2 separate regions of the Mus musculus genome follow, and region 2 is linked to region 1. Evidence: chromatin loops called from intact Hi-C (ENCODE). Cell type or tissue: left cerebral cortex. All regions are shown on one strand. Links, peaks and the distances in the headings refer to the core of each region. The heading gives the core; the rest is flanking DNA.

Evidence for each region. A loop is a pair of places that touch in the nucleus more often than their neighbours do. Peaks named below come from ENCODE experiments on the same cell type or tissue, not always from the same donor. Only the 100,000 strongest peaks of a DNase experiment are listed, where the experiment ranks them.
Region 2: it touches region 1 in a loop (2.2-fold over the local background); 2 of 42 quality-filtered maps call a loop at or near these places.

What each region holds. Positions count from the first base shown.
Region 1 is chr17:9,394,791-9,402,962 of GRCm38, forward strand. It overlaps the pseudogene Gm7947. Among named protein-coding and RNA genes, the nearest start is that of Gm51424, 180 kb to the right of the region's middle. In left cerebral cortex, for the core only: a CTCF peak has its summit at 4,444 (motif pointing right); a DNase peak (open chromatin) is centred at 3,976.
Region 2 is chr17:9,176,990-9,185,161 of GRCm38, forward strand. No RefSeq gene overlaps it. Among named protein-coding and RNA genes, the nearest start is that of 6530411M01Rik, 13 kb to the left of the region's middle. In left cerebral cortex, for the core only: no CTCF peak of the experiment used is centred there; a DNase peak (open chromatin) is centred at 3,914.

The DNA.
Region 1 (8,172 bases), core at 1,845-6,844:
TGCTGTGGACTCAGAGTATCCTGTGGTCAGCCATCCCGACATGTCTTCCCTGTCCTTCTTCACACACCAGACGCTTTTGCTGAATACTCTTAGTTTCACAGTCTGTGGGCTGAGGATTTTCTCAAATGTTCCATGGACTCTCCAGACTACACACCCCTAGGCTGCTAGTGTTCTAAACAAGTGGCAGGGTCCAACAGACCTGAGAAGGGAGAGAAGCAGACACAGCAGTGGCTGCTGGGTAGGAACACCAGGCCTTATGATGGCACAGCCCATTGACCAGTAAACACCATGTTCTCAGGATGAAACTGCAGAAGTCTGAAATCCAGAGCTTTGAGCTCTCAATCCCATTTACAATGAACCTCAAGCCAGATAGATGGTTCAAGAGACTGGGAATGATCAGACTCTAATTATGTTCAGGGGATGAGCTCAGTTATAAGACACAGTAGGCAATGTTATCATTCATGAAATCTTCTCTGTGTGATCTGGCCTTCTTGTTAACTGCACTTAAAAATATTTGTTTTAGAATTTCATATATTTTGATTATATTTACCCCAACTTTTCCTTGTAACCCCAACTTCTCCTTGTAACAACTCCTCTAACCCCCTAACTTCATGACCTCTTTTCTTTAAACCTATGGAGTCTAGTTTGTGCTATCTATATACTTCCAGGTTTGGGAGTGATCCACTGGAGTATGGCCAACCTACAGAGGTCACAGTCTTAAAAGAATATGTGTTCTTCCTCTCTTAACAGCCATCAATTGCTGACAGTTCACTGATTGGTGTATGACTCTAGGACTACCTTTTTCCTCATGCTTGGATTGTTGTCTGGCATGATCTTATGCAGGTCTTGTTCATTTTATATCACATGCATGCTGTTGAGGTCACATGTGTGACTAGAGTGTTGGGTATGAAAAACACTACTTTGATGTGGTCATCTACTGCCTCTGACTCATATTCTTTCAGTCCTTTTGTCCATGATGATTCCTGAGTCTCAGCACTTTTTAATACATAGTGTCCCCACTCCCCTTTTCTCCATGCATCTCTTAGGTGTTTCTCCTCCCAAACCTTGGATATGGCCGTTGACCCCAGATTCCCTGACTTACAGTTCTCTGTTGTTATCAGATCACCATAGCTTGGTCTTAAACAACAGGTTCCTTCTGGAGATAGCATTGACCAGAGGCTACTAAGACTTGAGAAGTTCCTAAAAGGAGGTCTTCTTATGGCCTGAGTCTTGTGAGAGTGCTGGGCCTTGCCCTGTGGGTGGGACTGCCAGCCTCTTTCACCAGAACCATCTGGATTACCCTTGGATGAGGCTCTGCTCTCTGAATCATCACCAGGGTGCCACACCTGGATTCTGCTCCATTGCTGAAGGGCCATTGTGTTGTTACTCCGCTCTCCTCAGTGCTCCTCTCTCCTTGGTGATAGTTGGTGTTCTTCTCTCTGTTTGCTTTATTGGATGGATATGACCAAGTGCAGTGTCCATACACACCTGACATTTGCAACTACTTCCTTCTTTGATATTTGAAACTCAAGATCAAAAGGCACTAATTTGTCTCTTAAAAGAAAACAGGAAAGTGAGTTAGCTCTTTGGTACAGGGCAGCCATTGCAACTTGAATGGCAGGAAATTATCTGTTCTTTATGTTTAAACCAAGTGTGTTCTACTGGGCCTTTCATGAGATCAGCCTGGTATCCAGTGGCCACATTGGAATGCTTGCTTCTCTTGTTCCCTCACTAGAAGCAGACAGACCAGGGCAGTGAGGAGGCTGCTCTATTCTCCTGGCACCATAGCTTTGGGACCCTTTTGCTATTCTTTGCTTGTCTCAACTACTGAGGCTGCCCCTGAAAACAGAAGGTTTAGGATTGTAAACCTGTCAGACTATCTTTAGTCTGGCACGAATTCACAACAAAAGACAAAAGCTAAGGTGGGAAGTTTATCACATAGTCCAAATTTTGCTCTAAATACCTTTTGTTTTCTTCTTTGTGAGAAACAGATGAGAAATAAAGTTTAGGTATTGTGATCTTATTCCAGCACTTGCTTGGGAGTCTGAATATTACAAGTTCAAAGCCAATTGAAACTGCGCATCAAGTTCTAGGATGTTCTGGACTTTATGACAGGGCACTCTCCTTTAAAAGAGAGAAGAAAAAAGAAAAGAAGAGAAGAGAAGAGAAGAGAAGAGGAGAGGAGAGGAGAGGAGAGGAGAGGAGAGGAGAGGAGAGGAGAGGAGAGGAGAGGAGAGGAGAGGAGAGGAGAGAAGAGAAGAGAAATAAAGAATAGCGTTGTTGGAAATGGTTTGAGGTGCTCTCTGGCCTTCTCACTGTCACAGTGAGCACTGCCAGTGACAGCTCGTGTTTAGTTCGTCAGTCCCCATCATGTTCTCTAAGTACTGGAGCTGCACACTCTTCTCTAACTCCTCTCCTGTTGATAAAGACTCACTTTAGTTTATTAACAACAACAAGAAAACAACAACCCCCTTCTCAAAACAAACAACAACCAAACAAAGCTAAAACAAAAAAATTTAAAATGGGGTAAAAAAAATAATACCCCATTTAACATACCAAGAGTCTGTCAAACTAGCTGCTAAACCTGAAACATCACAAACACAGGGAAAAAATTTAACTTGAACAAGGGCAGTATTTGCTCCTCTCAGGTAATGTAGGCATTTGGCTGTATTCCGTAATTCTGCTGCTGTGACTTGTTCAGCCCATCTTCTACTTTTGTCCTGGCTTTTGTGTTAAATTACAGATGATTGTTCCTAATCGTACCTCCATTCCTCTGGAGCCGCAGGAGTCATCTTAGGCAGCCTGTGGGTCCTGAGAGCCTCGGAGTGCCCATATTGTGTCCCGAGAGCAAGGTTTTTTATGCAAAGAGAAGGCAGTAGATAACACTGGTGAGTTGTGTTGACCTTTGGCTTGTTTATTTTAGATGCACAGTTGAGACTGCAGAACTATTGGAACTACAGACTCTTTCCCTTTTTATTTGACTAAGACAGCCCAAATCCTGTGCTTTCCGAGGGCCGGGGAGAGCAGAAGTGATCTTCATCCATACTGGTCATACCTGCTCAGCGGCAGACATTCCCAAGAGTTTTGGCAATGTATTTTTAATGAATGGCCATGCTCAACCTCATCAGCTTTGGGAGGTTAATATTCATGTCTACATTTTAGGATTGCGCTTATTGATATTTAGAAAAAGTTTTAAAAGAATTGCAAGCCTTTTGGTTACTTAGCATCAAGATTTCGATTTGAACCAAATATGCCAGCTCTTAAAGAGCCCTTTGATGGAGGGTTAGGTAATGATCCAAAGAGTTCTACAGTGCCACAGAGATCAGAAGGAGAATTGATTTTATGAAACATAATCGATGACAAAACAGACTGAAATTGTTGAGTATTCAGGGCTTAGCTAAGCCATGGGTTGGAAATGGTATAAACAAGTGGGTAGCTCGGGCAGAAGGTGCCACTGGAACAGGGACAGCAGCTGCAGGAGGCAGACATTAGGCAAGAGAAAGGCAGCCACAGTGGGAAGATGGAAACATCAGAAGTGCCTGCCTGGACTCTTGCTGGGTTTTATCTCAGAGTTCACAGCAAGGGCCATGGAGCCCTCTCCTTCTCGGAGGACTTTAAGAGTTCTTTTTATCATGACCTTCAACAATATGGAGACACTTTCTGTAAGTGTGCTTTTGAAATGATGTTTTTGGATGAAAAACAGACAGAGATGAGTCAAAGATAAATGTTCTCAAGTTGCAACAGAAAGAGCACACTGGGTTTCTGGGACCATGATGACTTGGACTTGTGGGCTGGCTTAGCTGTGGCATGCAAGGACTGTACTAGTGCCCTTTTCCAAGCCTAATTGTTGCCCTCTTAAATCCTAGTGAGAGAGTCAGAAATACTGGAGTAAATGAGGAGGCAGTAACTGCTTGTAATTGCTACTCCTAAAACAATGCCCTTTCTGAAGGAAAAATCCCGGGAGTTAATTAGATGCTGTGGCCCTGTCTTTATGCTGTGGTGTCGCTGAGCTTCCCTGATGATTGCATTTTCAAAAGGGCCCACATGTTGCCAATGATTGCTGGGTAGGCTGTGGGAAGTCGACAGTGTACTTAAAACAGAAAGCTATGGAAGCTCGGAAACTCTGTACTGCCTGCATTCTTTCTAAGAAGATTAAATCAACTGTGATGGTGACTTCCTCTCACATGCCACTGTTTGTTATTCTGATATTTAAAACACTATAAAACCATAAAAATTAAAGGATGATATATGCCTGTGTATATGTAGGAATGTTTCCTAGAATTTTGCAGACATTAAGTTATATTCTATGTAGCTCTCTTAAAGTTAAGTGTTTGAAGGAGAATTCAATGCACTAAAAATTGGACTTTGATTGTTATCTTTAGATTTTTTTATTTTGTGTGTATGTGTGTGTATGTATGTATGCATGCATATATCTATGCAGTACCCATAGAAGCCAGAAGAGGGTGTTAGATCACCTGGAATCTGAAATCAAATAAGTTTGAAGGAGAATTCAATGCACTAAAAAGCAAACTTTGATTTGTATTTTTAGATATATATGTTTTGCCTGTGTGTGTGTGTGTGTGTGTGTGTGTGTGTGTGTGTGTATGTATGTATGTGTGCATAACATGCATGCAGTGTCTATAGAAGCCAGAAGAGGGCATTGGATCAACTGAAACTAGGGTTATAGGTTGTGTACCACCATGTAGGTGCTGGAAACTAAACCCAGGTCTTCTGAAAGAGCAGCAAGTGCTGCTAACCACCAGGCTATCCCACTCAACCCATGCTTTGATTTTGTCATATAACCACACAAGGCCCATAAATATAAGCAGGATTAAAAATGCTACAGACCTGACCCTATGTGTCCTCCCTATGCTGTCTAGGGTAGCATGGTAGGTAGATGGTAACACTTAGCCCCAAGAAAATACAGAAGACACATTGTGACCCCAGCTAGAACACTAGCCACTCAGGCACAATTTTCTACTTTGGGGAACAGGTTGTTGGGATCTACATACTCCAGAAAGCTCTGGACCAGACTCATATTGAATATGTTAGACAAATATATGGAGAACAAGTGCCAACTATGCTTGCCTAGAGCTGACAGAATTGCAGACCTATGCAGAGGGCATCATGCAACCACTGAGCAGGTAGCTCCCAAAAGCACAAGTTAAGATCAACAGGACATTGGGATGGAAATGATGAGGTCAGGAAAACTGGAAAAGGTAATAAACATGAGGGCTTGCCACTGGGTATGAGATGACCAAGGAGACCAGATAAGAGGAAGAGAGGCCCCTGGGAAGATAAGGCCAGTGTGAGCTGGCTCCTGAACATACTTCATTGGGTATAAGGATGACTTCTAAAGAGCTGCCACCTAGCCCAGAAAGGAGACATCCCCAGACTGCCTTGTGGACAAGAGCCAGATGTAAGGTAATGAAGGAAGACTCCAGCTTCATCTTCAGAGCTGTGATAGGTCTTAGATCTGAGATATGGTAAAAGTGCAAGTTGCAGGTATAAGCTCTCGTGAACCCTGCCTCAGAGACATGCCTCATGTGAAAGTGACACAAGAAAAGTTCTAGGACCCCTGGGATTAGAAGAGGTTTTCTCCTCTGATACTGAGTGAGCATAGCTTGAGAGTGTAGAGTGTTTGGGGTCCAGAAAAATTGAATAAGCCACCAAAGCCACACTGAGCCAGGGGCCTTTGTCTAGTGAATTTAAAAAGTGAAATTCACAGACCATAAAGGGTATGTTTTAGAGAGAGATTTATTCTAGTACCACAGGTAGAAGAGAGAGAGAGAGAGAGAGAGAGAGAGAGAGAGAGAGAGAGAGAGAGAGAACAGAGCCCTGTAGGTTGGGCTGCCATTGAACTCCGAGGCAAGAAGTCTTTTACAGCATGGGGGCACTGTGGCAGGAACTGAGGTGAAGCTTGGGGACTGAGCTGAGCCATCCACATTCTCTTTGCCGTTCCGATCATGTCCGTACTTGCATCAGGGTCAGAGATCACAATGAACTAAGAACTAGAACTCTTCATTTCTGGTCTCCAGTGAGGATGTTGCAGCTGTAGCTTTGTGGTCAGTGCCCTATGTGATTAGTTTCTGTCTCCTGTTTAATCAGAAGCCCCATAGCAAAACATAATACAAATCAAATTATCCTTTTCCAGGAGCCCCCACTCCCCAAACCATTCTTGGAATTCTCTGGCTTACCTGGTGATCCCGGGCACTGGTTGCATCTTTGGTAGAGTTTGCTGAGAGCTGTCCAATATTCCCAGCAAGTGGTTCTCTGCCACAAGCCCATTGACATCTTGGTCCTAATAAAGGGTCTCAAACTTCCTTGCTATCTATCCATTCCATTTTCTCTCCTTTGTGGAGATAAGATCCTGGGCATACTGGGTAGAAGTAACAATCTAATTTCTCTCTTTGAGACCTCTGAATGTGGTAGTTTGATATGCTTGGCCCAGGGAGTGGCACTATTAGGTGGTGTGGTCTTGTTGGAGGAAGTGTGTGATTGTAGGTGTAGGCTTTAAGACCCTCATCCTAGCTACCTGGATGCTAGTCTTCTCCTAGCCACTTTCAGAACAAGAAGTGGAACCCTCAGTTCCTCAGCCCCCTATCTACCTGGATGCTGCCATTCTCTCACCTTGATAATGGACTGAACCGCTGAACCTGTAAGCCAGCCCCAGTTAAATGTTGTCCTTTATAAGAGTTCCCTCGGTTTTAGTGTCTCTTCACTACAGTAAAACCCTTACCAAGACAAAGCTTTACCATCAGAGAAAATATTATAAAACCCCAGGGAACATAAGGAAGGATTTCTCATTGGGATCTGAGACTTATTCCTATCTAAAGGTAAACAATGTATCACATTTAGCAGCAGTCTCTGTGAGACATTTGGTCAAACTCAAGGCTTCCTTCACACTAATCCTCTAAGACTGGCTACATAGCCTCTCTTGAGAGTTAGCACACATACACTCCATATTGCCAGTCCTCCAGGCCCTCAGTAACCTGGATCATACAAACGCATAGGCAAGAAGAACCTTTAACACTAAGATTGAACACAAAAACTATACAAAGAGGTTAAACATGAAAGGGGAGTACTGCATTCAAAGTCTTCTGCAATTGGAGACAAAATGAAGTGCTGGGAAATGTAGGGGGAGGTGGACTGATGTGCTGAGATCATCTGTGTTTGCTTAATAAAGCTAAAGTCCACCCCTCTGCCCTCAGAGACTGGAAGTTGATGGCAGTGGTTTTCTCCATAAGCATTCTTTTTTGTTTTCTTCCTTGTAAATATTGCTTTTATTCCTCAGATGAAGTGATGAGATGAGAGCCATACCCAAGCTATGCAGATATAAGGCTTGCGCTGAGAGCCTAGACTGTATTCTTCTAGATTCTGATCCTCCCTAAGCCTAGGTCTGGAAGCTTCTAGCCTCCATAGGATATAATCTTCCTAGCTGACTCAATTCAGCTTCTCTCAGCTTTTGACTGAATTTCTCTGCCTGGCCCCTCATATATATCCTACCCCCACTCTCTGTTCTTAAGTAGCCTCTCTTCCTCTGTTTTTCTCATGTGAGTTGGGTATATCCTATCTCTGATTCATTTTGTCAAATCTTTCTCTGGCTTATCACTTTGTCTGCCACTCAATTAGACATCAGTTTCAAACATGACTGCCTCCTTCTACAAATTAAATTTACCTTCATTTTTAGGGATTAAAGATGTGTATACTAAGGGTGTTTATTCCAGCAAATCATACTGTAATACAGGGCATGTGTGCATTCTAGTCAGATCATATTTTGGATGTGAGCCCTTACCAGACGGCCATGTTGATGATTTTCCTCTATACTTCCTGCTTAAACACAACATGTATTTAAGCTCCACATATTGTGTAATTATTTTTAATGTTAATTTTTTTCCTTTTATTGAAAATGATTTTTTTCATATATAATATACTGATTACAGTTCTTCTCTGTTTCTCCCTCCCATCTTTCAATGGAGGAGGTCCTGAGATGTGAGGGAGATGAGTATGACCAAAAGTAGAAATATTCACTAGGCAAAGAGACAGAGGAATTGGTGATAGAAAGTTTCCCCAAAATAAATACTATCTTAAACGGGAAGCCAGGAGCCTATAATCTGATAGGCACTTGTTTAATCTGTGGGGAATGCTTAGGCATCTTATCTCTATAAGATG
Region 2 (8,172 bases), core at 1,798-6,797, 220 kb before region 1:
GTTTGCAGCAAATCACTTTATCCTGCTGGCCACACCCTTCCCACTCACAAGGATGCTGCAAAGAAGCATCGAGCCAGCACCACCATTCCTCGATTGTTAAGTCTCTGAACTCTGAAAGACCACTTTATTTTCTCTGTTTTTAATCATCTGCTAAAACCTTGTGTGTTTCATGCTGTCAAGGAGCCTGTGCATTTGTAACCATTTAGCACCTCCCTGAAGTCTCATTAACCACATCCCAGAAAGGCCTGGCCCAGTTGCAAGAAGGACAGTGCCTGTCTCAAATGGCTCTTCTTGTCAAGAGGTATTTATCCACCTGTCTGGGCATCCGCATGCCTTTGGGAGGTAGAGCTCCAATCCCACTGTCTTCCTTAGGGTTTTACTGCTATGAACAGACACCATGACCAAGGCAAGTCTTATCAGGACAACATTTAATTGGGGCTGGCTTACAGGTTCAGAGGTTCAGTCCATTATCATCAAGGCAAAAGTGTGGCAGCATCCAGGCAGGCATGGGGCAGGCAGAGCTGAGAGTTCAACATCTTCCTCTGAAGGCTACTAGTGGAAGACTGACTTCCAGGCAACTAGGGTGAGGGTCTTAAGCTCATGCGCACAGTGACACACCTCCAACCAGGTCACACCTACTCCAACAAGGCGACACCTCTAAATAGTGCCACTCCCTGGGCCAAGCATATGCAAACCATCACACCCACCATCCTGGTCTTATTTCTCTTTCTCCTGGCTGCAGTCCCACCTTTTTTTTTTTTTTTTTTTTTTTTAATCTGGGGACCTGCTAACTGGAAGAAGGGCAGCTCCTTTGACTTTATGCTCCAGAGGCTCTACCCAAAGGGTAGAAATGAAGGAGGCTCTTGTCCAACATCTTGATGGCTCACTTTCCCTCCTATCAGCCCTAAGTTTCTTAGCTTTTAACCAACTCATGAAACAGTGTGGGAAGACTTGAACAAGCCATGCAATGCTCTGCACTGGCACTTTCTCTTCTGATCAGTCACCTGTCAATTGGTCTTCTTTCTAGAATTAAAAATGAAGGAGGATGGTAGGGATTTGCCAGATGCTAGCAAGCAACACATGAAGCCATAGCCAGCCTCAGATATGAGAGAGGTACCTCAGCAGGTCTATACATTTTGACTTGTTTTTTGTAACTCATCATGTAAACACAAATGAAAAGCTCTGACCTTTCCCAGCCCAGCCCCTCAGTAGTCAATGGGAATGGCTAACTGTACAATTTAAGATCTGCAATATATCTATAAACACATTTCTCTCCTAGTGCTGTGAGTAACACTCTACTGATGGCGTGCATAAAAAAATGAAATATCTATGTTCTGTTTCTTGTTATTCCTTTGCAGATAATTATAATTCCCATGAGACTTATCTGAGAAAGATGAGGTCAAAGATGGGGAGATAATGATGATGATGGAGCACAAAGAGTTTCTGAGTCCAAGCCTCAGCTCAGAGTGTGTAGTTCTGAGAGCTAATCAAACATTGGGAGGTGTCTTAGTCAGGGTTTCTATTCCTGGACAACACATCATGACCAAGAAGCAAGTTGGGGAGGAAAGGGTTTATTCAACTCACACTTCCACGTTGCTGTTCATCACCAAGGAAGTCAGGACTGGAACTCACACAGGAGAGGAACTTGGAGGCAGAAGTTGATACAGAGGGCATGGAGGGGTCCTGCTTACTGGCTTGTGTCCCCTGGCTTACTCAGCTTGCTTTCTTATAGAATCCAGAACTACCAGCCCAGGGATGGCAGCACCCATAATGGGCCCTTCCACCCTTGATCACTAATTGAGAAAATGCCTTACAGCTGGATCTCATGGAGGCATTTCCTCAAGGGAGGCTCCTTTCTCTGTGATAACTCCAGCTTGTATCAAGTTGCCACACAAAACCAGCCAGGACATGAGGAGAGCTGTTTGTTTGTTTATATGGCAAACCAACCAACAAACCTAACTAACTAACTAACTAACTAACTGAAACAGGGGCATGCTGGGAGAAGATGGCAGGGTGACACTGGTGTGGGAGGAAATGCAGGCTGCCAAACTCAAACCTTTGTTTCCTAGCCCATGCTAAAACAACTCTTCCTTGTCCCCGTTGTTCACACACACACACACACACACACACACACACACACACGTTGTGGTAAGTTTCCCATAAGCTAGCAAACATTTGTCATTGTGTGAGTTTTACAGGCTCACTAATTTCTCCATGGATATGAGCTGGCATTTCCTCTTCTGCTACCTGCGCAGCTGGCACTTCATCAGGAAACCTGCCAAAACCATCAGGAGCACTTAACGTGGGGTTTAGGCCAAATATATGCAATCAATTCAGATAGCTAAAGAAGAGAAAAATAGGAGAGGGATAGAGATAAATTGCATAAGACATCTAATTACCCTTCTTAGTTCACACACACACACACACACACACACTTCTACTCACTAGAAACGTGAAAGCAGGAAAAAAAGCATCAAATTGCTATTTTCTTCATTCCTTAGTGCCAAGTTTACAAACTCACTGACCCTGCCATGCCCCATGCTGGTACAGAAGGTAGACCATTCCCTCTGGTTCCCCCCAGAAGGTAGTGGGAGGAGCACATGAGCAAATCAAAGTATCTCAACTAGATATATCCTGGAGACAGGGGAAAGGGCTTTTCCCTCTCAGCCAAGGAAGGTGGGACCAAGAGGCTGGTTTTGAGCCTGGTCTTATTTACATTCTGATGACTCAGCTTTGACAGCTGCAGACAAGACAGAAACCTGGACAGGTCAGGAAGTCATGGATAGCCTCCTGTGTCCATACTCGTATGGGTGTGTATTGGGCAGGAGTCAGGCATAGAAGATGATGATTTTGACTGCACAGTGGAGAGAGCCAACCACAGGTGCTGGGCTCTTAAACTCACATGGAGCCCACTCATAAATGTGGCCAACAAAAGACCCGGTGCACATAGCTCGTGAAGTGTCTTGACAGTGAGATGCTTCTCCATGGTCTGGCTTGGCCACTTGCACAGTAAACACGGAGAAGGGGAGGAGATGTAAGTTATTCTGTGGAGCTCAGGCAATGGTTCTGTGTGGTTTACAAGGGAAGGTGGTATGTACAGAAAAAAGCCAAGATGTACAGGGTGTGCAGTTAAATTTAGCAAAGAGACACTGAGGTTAAACTGTGTTTAGGACTGGAGTTGACCCTCTTCAGAGAGCTAGCCATCTCTGGGTCAGGTATCATTTGTGGCTCTAGAGAGGGAATTAGAAAGAACTGGTTCCCAGGATCTTACTTTGGTTAGTGTCTGGAGTCTTTTTCCATTTTCCCAGGGATAGAAAAAAAAATTTAATACCTTCCAATTCCCCAACTCACAAATTTCAATGCCGAGACATCTTTGGACTCAGTTTTGTGGGCAGTTGTCCATTTTGGTCTGTTAAGCCAAGCTTTTTTTCTTCTTCATAGAATAAACTTAGTCTTCTTGATGAGTCTAAGACATCTTACCCGAATGCACCTGACAGTAAAGCAGCTGCTGGCCTCTTTGGGAAGATTTGGATGAGTATAGGGAGAGATGGATGCTTAAGAACAGGACATCTTCTGTTCCTGAGTATCCTATACTGCTAGTTTCCCAGGTATGCTATGATGTACATTTTCCTGATGGGCAGGCTCCTGGGTGGCTATCCAATTCTATGCAGGACTCCTGTGCACTCTGATACTCAAGTCCCAGGTATTCCATGGTATACAAGTGCCCAGGTATACCACTGTGTATAAGTTCCCATGTGTGTCATAGTATGTACCACACTGCACAATTTCCCCAGTATTCTCTAGTGTGCTGAGCTCTGAGTTTGCAGGCTTTCAGATGCTCTGCAGAGGACAGGGGCCTAGGCGTGCTATACATATGTTCTTAGATGTGTTATGTTCAGGATTCCAAGTATACAGCTTCGAGTGTGGGAGGGAACTCTCTCTGAAACTAGAGAGTCATGCCTGGCTATTCAGTTGTGAGGAAGCACAGAAGATATGGCTGGTCTCCCTACCTCACAGCAGAGATAACACACCTAGAACATTCAAGATCTGTATAGAATATTTCGTTCCTTAAACCCGAGAGTTCATCTTTAAGTTCCCTTCTTGTTCCTCCATGGCCTCTGCTTCACTCCCTGCCTTGTGTTCCTACTTTGGCTCCCCTCAACAATGAACTACAAAGTATAAGCTGAAATAAACACTTTGCTTTCCCAAGTTGCCTTGCGTCAGTGTTTTATCACAGCAAGGGGATCCTAACTAAACACCAGGAATTTGATGTCAGCGTCTCACAGTTGCCACTGCGAACCATGAGAAAGGTCATTTTCTAGATGTAGATCCCACTTCATTTTCCAGCAGATTCACTTGATCAAGAATAGAAAAGAAAAGGTTGCCTGGATGAAGAAAGTAAGGCAGCCGCTTCCTTATTTTGAATCCTCTGTTTGACAGCGGCTCTTTTCCCTGGAGAAGCCTGGGGTCCTCAGGAGGACTCTTCCAGATTGAGGCACAGCTGCTGCAGGAGCTGATTCGGGACTTATTTGATCATGGTGCCTCCAGGGTGGTGGCTGGATGGCTGCAGTGCTCACCTTCCTCAGGAGGACAGAGCAGGCTCCATGGGAGACTTCCGTGCAGCAGGTCCCTGAGGAGAGTCACACATCCGATCTCACTGTTGCCTGGACTTGGATTGTTATGTTTTGCCTCAGAGATTTTTTAGAGTTCTTACTTTTATTATGCACGTATTAACTTGCTATACTGAATAGACCTTTGGTGACTTCTCTTGCTTCTGTGATTGTCTCCTTTGATTTTACGTGATACATGGGGCATCGACCTTCTAGCTATTGTTGGCAAACTACAAGAAGCAAACTCGTGTGACCATTCTGATCAGCTTTGTCAAAAAATATTCTTACCTCAACTAAAGCAACTTTACAGCCTTGTTACTGTTGGTGAGTTCAACCAAATGCTTTGAAATATGTGAGTGCTCACATAGGCTTAGCATTACTGATCAACACAAACAATTTGTAAAAGAATAGAGGCAGCAATAGCAGACACAAGATATATAGTTGGTGGGACGGATAAGATCTTTTATCACAGAACTTACAAGGGAGAAAAATACCGGTGGTTTGGGAATCTGGAGAGGTGTAGTCATAAGATAAGGTAGCACACTTTTCTTTAAAATTTATTCTGGAGTTGAGGAAACCATTCACTGCTTAGTGGTAGAGCATTTGCTAGTATGAGCAAGACCCTGAATTTGATCCCCAGGATGGCCATGTGTGCATGTGTGCATACATACATACACCCCCCCACACACACACACACAGAGACACTCATATCTTTATCCTGTTTTCACTCACTAGATTGAGTTTGTAATACTGTGTGAATGGTAGGTAGTTGATATCATGGAAAGGCTATAGGAGCCAATGCCAGGTTTCTGCCTGCAGAGTACCTGCATTTAGTTCACCTAATTCTTTTTTTTTCTTTAATATTTTTAATGAATGAAGAATGAATGAATGAATGAATTACCTTTATATCCTGACTGCAGTTTCCCCTCCCTCTTCTCCCAGACCTTCCCCAGTCCCCCACCCCCATCTGCTTATCCATTTCTCTTCAGAAAAGGCCTGACCTCAATGGATATCAACTAGCCATGGCATATCAAGTTTCTCTAATACTAGAGACCTAATACTAGACCACCTCTCCTATTCAGGCTAAATGATGCAACTCAGTAGGAGGAAAGGGTCCCCAAGGCAGGAGACAAAGTCAGAGATATCCCCTCTCTCACTGTTAGGAGTCCCACAAGAAGACCAAGCTAGCTATACAACTCTAACATGAGTGCAGAGGGTTTCAGTCTCTGTGAACCCCTGTGGGCCCAGCTTAGTTGATTCTATGGGTTTTCATGTGGTTCACCTGGCTCTTTGTTAAAATGAGACGGGGGGGGGGGGAGAGGGAGGGAGAGATAATGGATGTGGGGGTGTGCGTGTGCCAAAGCACAGGTGAGGAGGTCAGAGGACAACTTTTAGAAGTTGATTCTACCCTGGGTTTCAGGTTGCCAGGCTTGAGCAGCAAGTTCTAGTTCTGAGCCACCTCACAGACACCCATCTTCAGCAAGTTCTATTTCCTATTGAGTGTCTCACAGACACCATCATCTTGAGGATTTTGAAGAGCAGCTCTTTTCACACCTTTGCTGAGTAATTATCAAGGCAGTATGCTGGGTGTTCATCCAACTTGATGCTCCCTCCTTGAGGTCGAGTCTGATGGTTTCTAATAAAGTTGAAAATGCCGTAAGCTGAAAATACATTTAGTGTACCCACCGAACCGGAACTCACGTTAGCATAGACTGCCTTAAGTGTTTTTAGTGTACCCAGTCTACTGGAACTCACATGTTAGCATACCGGAACTCACGTTAGCATAGACTGCCTTAAGTGTTCTTAGAATACTTACTTTATACTACAGCTGGGAAAGTCATCTGATGCAAAGCTATGCATCAGATTTACAGTAACTTATTTACTCTTGTGACTTATTGACCACTGTCAGGCATGCAGCTGAGCAATGAAAGTTGGACTGTAAACGTCTTCTCCCCTAACTCTGTTTTGTGTGTTGAATCATTGAATAATACTAAGAGATTTCTGAATAGCAAACCACGTGTGTATTCATTTCTAATGTTCTCTGCTTTTATATGTGGTTAGAGCTGGAGCCATTTGATAAATTTCATAAGTTTTCTAAAGAATTTTTGCATTTGTGTTCCCGAGGGAAACTTAGGAGACTGTAGTTTCCTCTGTTGTAATGCGTTCTTCTAGTATCTAGTTTCCAGCTTCATGATGGGGTCACAAAAAAAGTCCCTCCTCAACTACATATAGATTCCTTGTTATAAAGGGGCACTCTTCAGAATCATATCTTCTTGAGTCCTTATTCCTGCTCTGGTGAGTATGTAATCTCTAGGAATTCTTTTGACAGGGATTGTGTTGATTGGTTTCTTCCATCTCTTCTATGATCTGTTAATCACATTCTTTTTGTTGCTAATGTGTATTTCTTGTAGGCAACATACAGTTGGATCTTGCTTTTTTAAGTAATCCAACAAACCATTTCTATTTTAACAAGACTGTTGATGGAGATGGGTCTGCCTTTATTATTTTTTCTATTTGTTTCTGATTATGCCATTTATTCTTTATGTTCCTCCACTTTTCCTTATTTTGAAGCAATTGGGTGTATTTTATGATTGTACTTCAGATTTAATTCTGGTTCATTCGTTCTTTCTGTATGCTTCCCATTTTATGATTGTAAGATTTATTTAATATCTAGAAATGTCTTGATTTCAACTTTATTCTGGATGAATTTTCCCTCTAAACACAGCACTTAAGTTAACAGGTCTTTGTTTTGCCTTAGACATTTATAGACTTTTCTGCTTTCTTTACATCTATGTTGCTTCTGATGAGAGATACCCTGGCCTGTTGTCCCACATTCCTTTCTGCACAGAATAATTTCCTCTTTGCAGTTCTTCAGATGACTCCTGGATCAGCATTAGATATCTATATATAAACAATACATATTACATATGTATGTAGATAATTACACATAAGTAATCCGTACCCTGATAAATGTGTGTGTCCATTCTTTGCCAACATGCAGTATTCTCTATATCCTCTCTCCTCCTTCTCCCTTACTCTGTTTTTCCATAATAGTCTCCATTATAAGCAACATTTACCTCTGTGAATTGTAGGCAACATGACCTCCTCAACTCCTTCTCACTGTACCTCAAATCAGGGAAGTCATCAAATTCTGCCTATGTTACCCATCCTTGTGCTGTGTGAAATCTTCCCATCCCACAAGGCTGAGGTATGGCAACATCTGCTTCTCATTCATCCAGTGTCACTGTCTTCATGGCTCATGGTCTAGGGTAGCTGTTCTCAACCTGCAGGTCGTGACCCAGTGTTGCCTAAGACCACTGGAAAACACATATATTAACATTACAATTCATAACAGTGCCAAAATCACAGTTGTGAAGTAGCCACAAAAATAAATTTGTGGCTGGTATTCACAACAGCATGAGGAACTATATTAAAGGGTTGCAGTGTTAGGAATGTTGAGAGCTAGTGGTCTAAGTTCTTGAATAATGGTGGTTTTGGGAGTATGTCTGTCTGTTTGTTCTTCTTATTTCAGACAGAAAGAAAAATTTAGTATCTGTGTGTC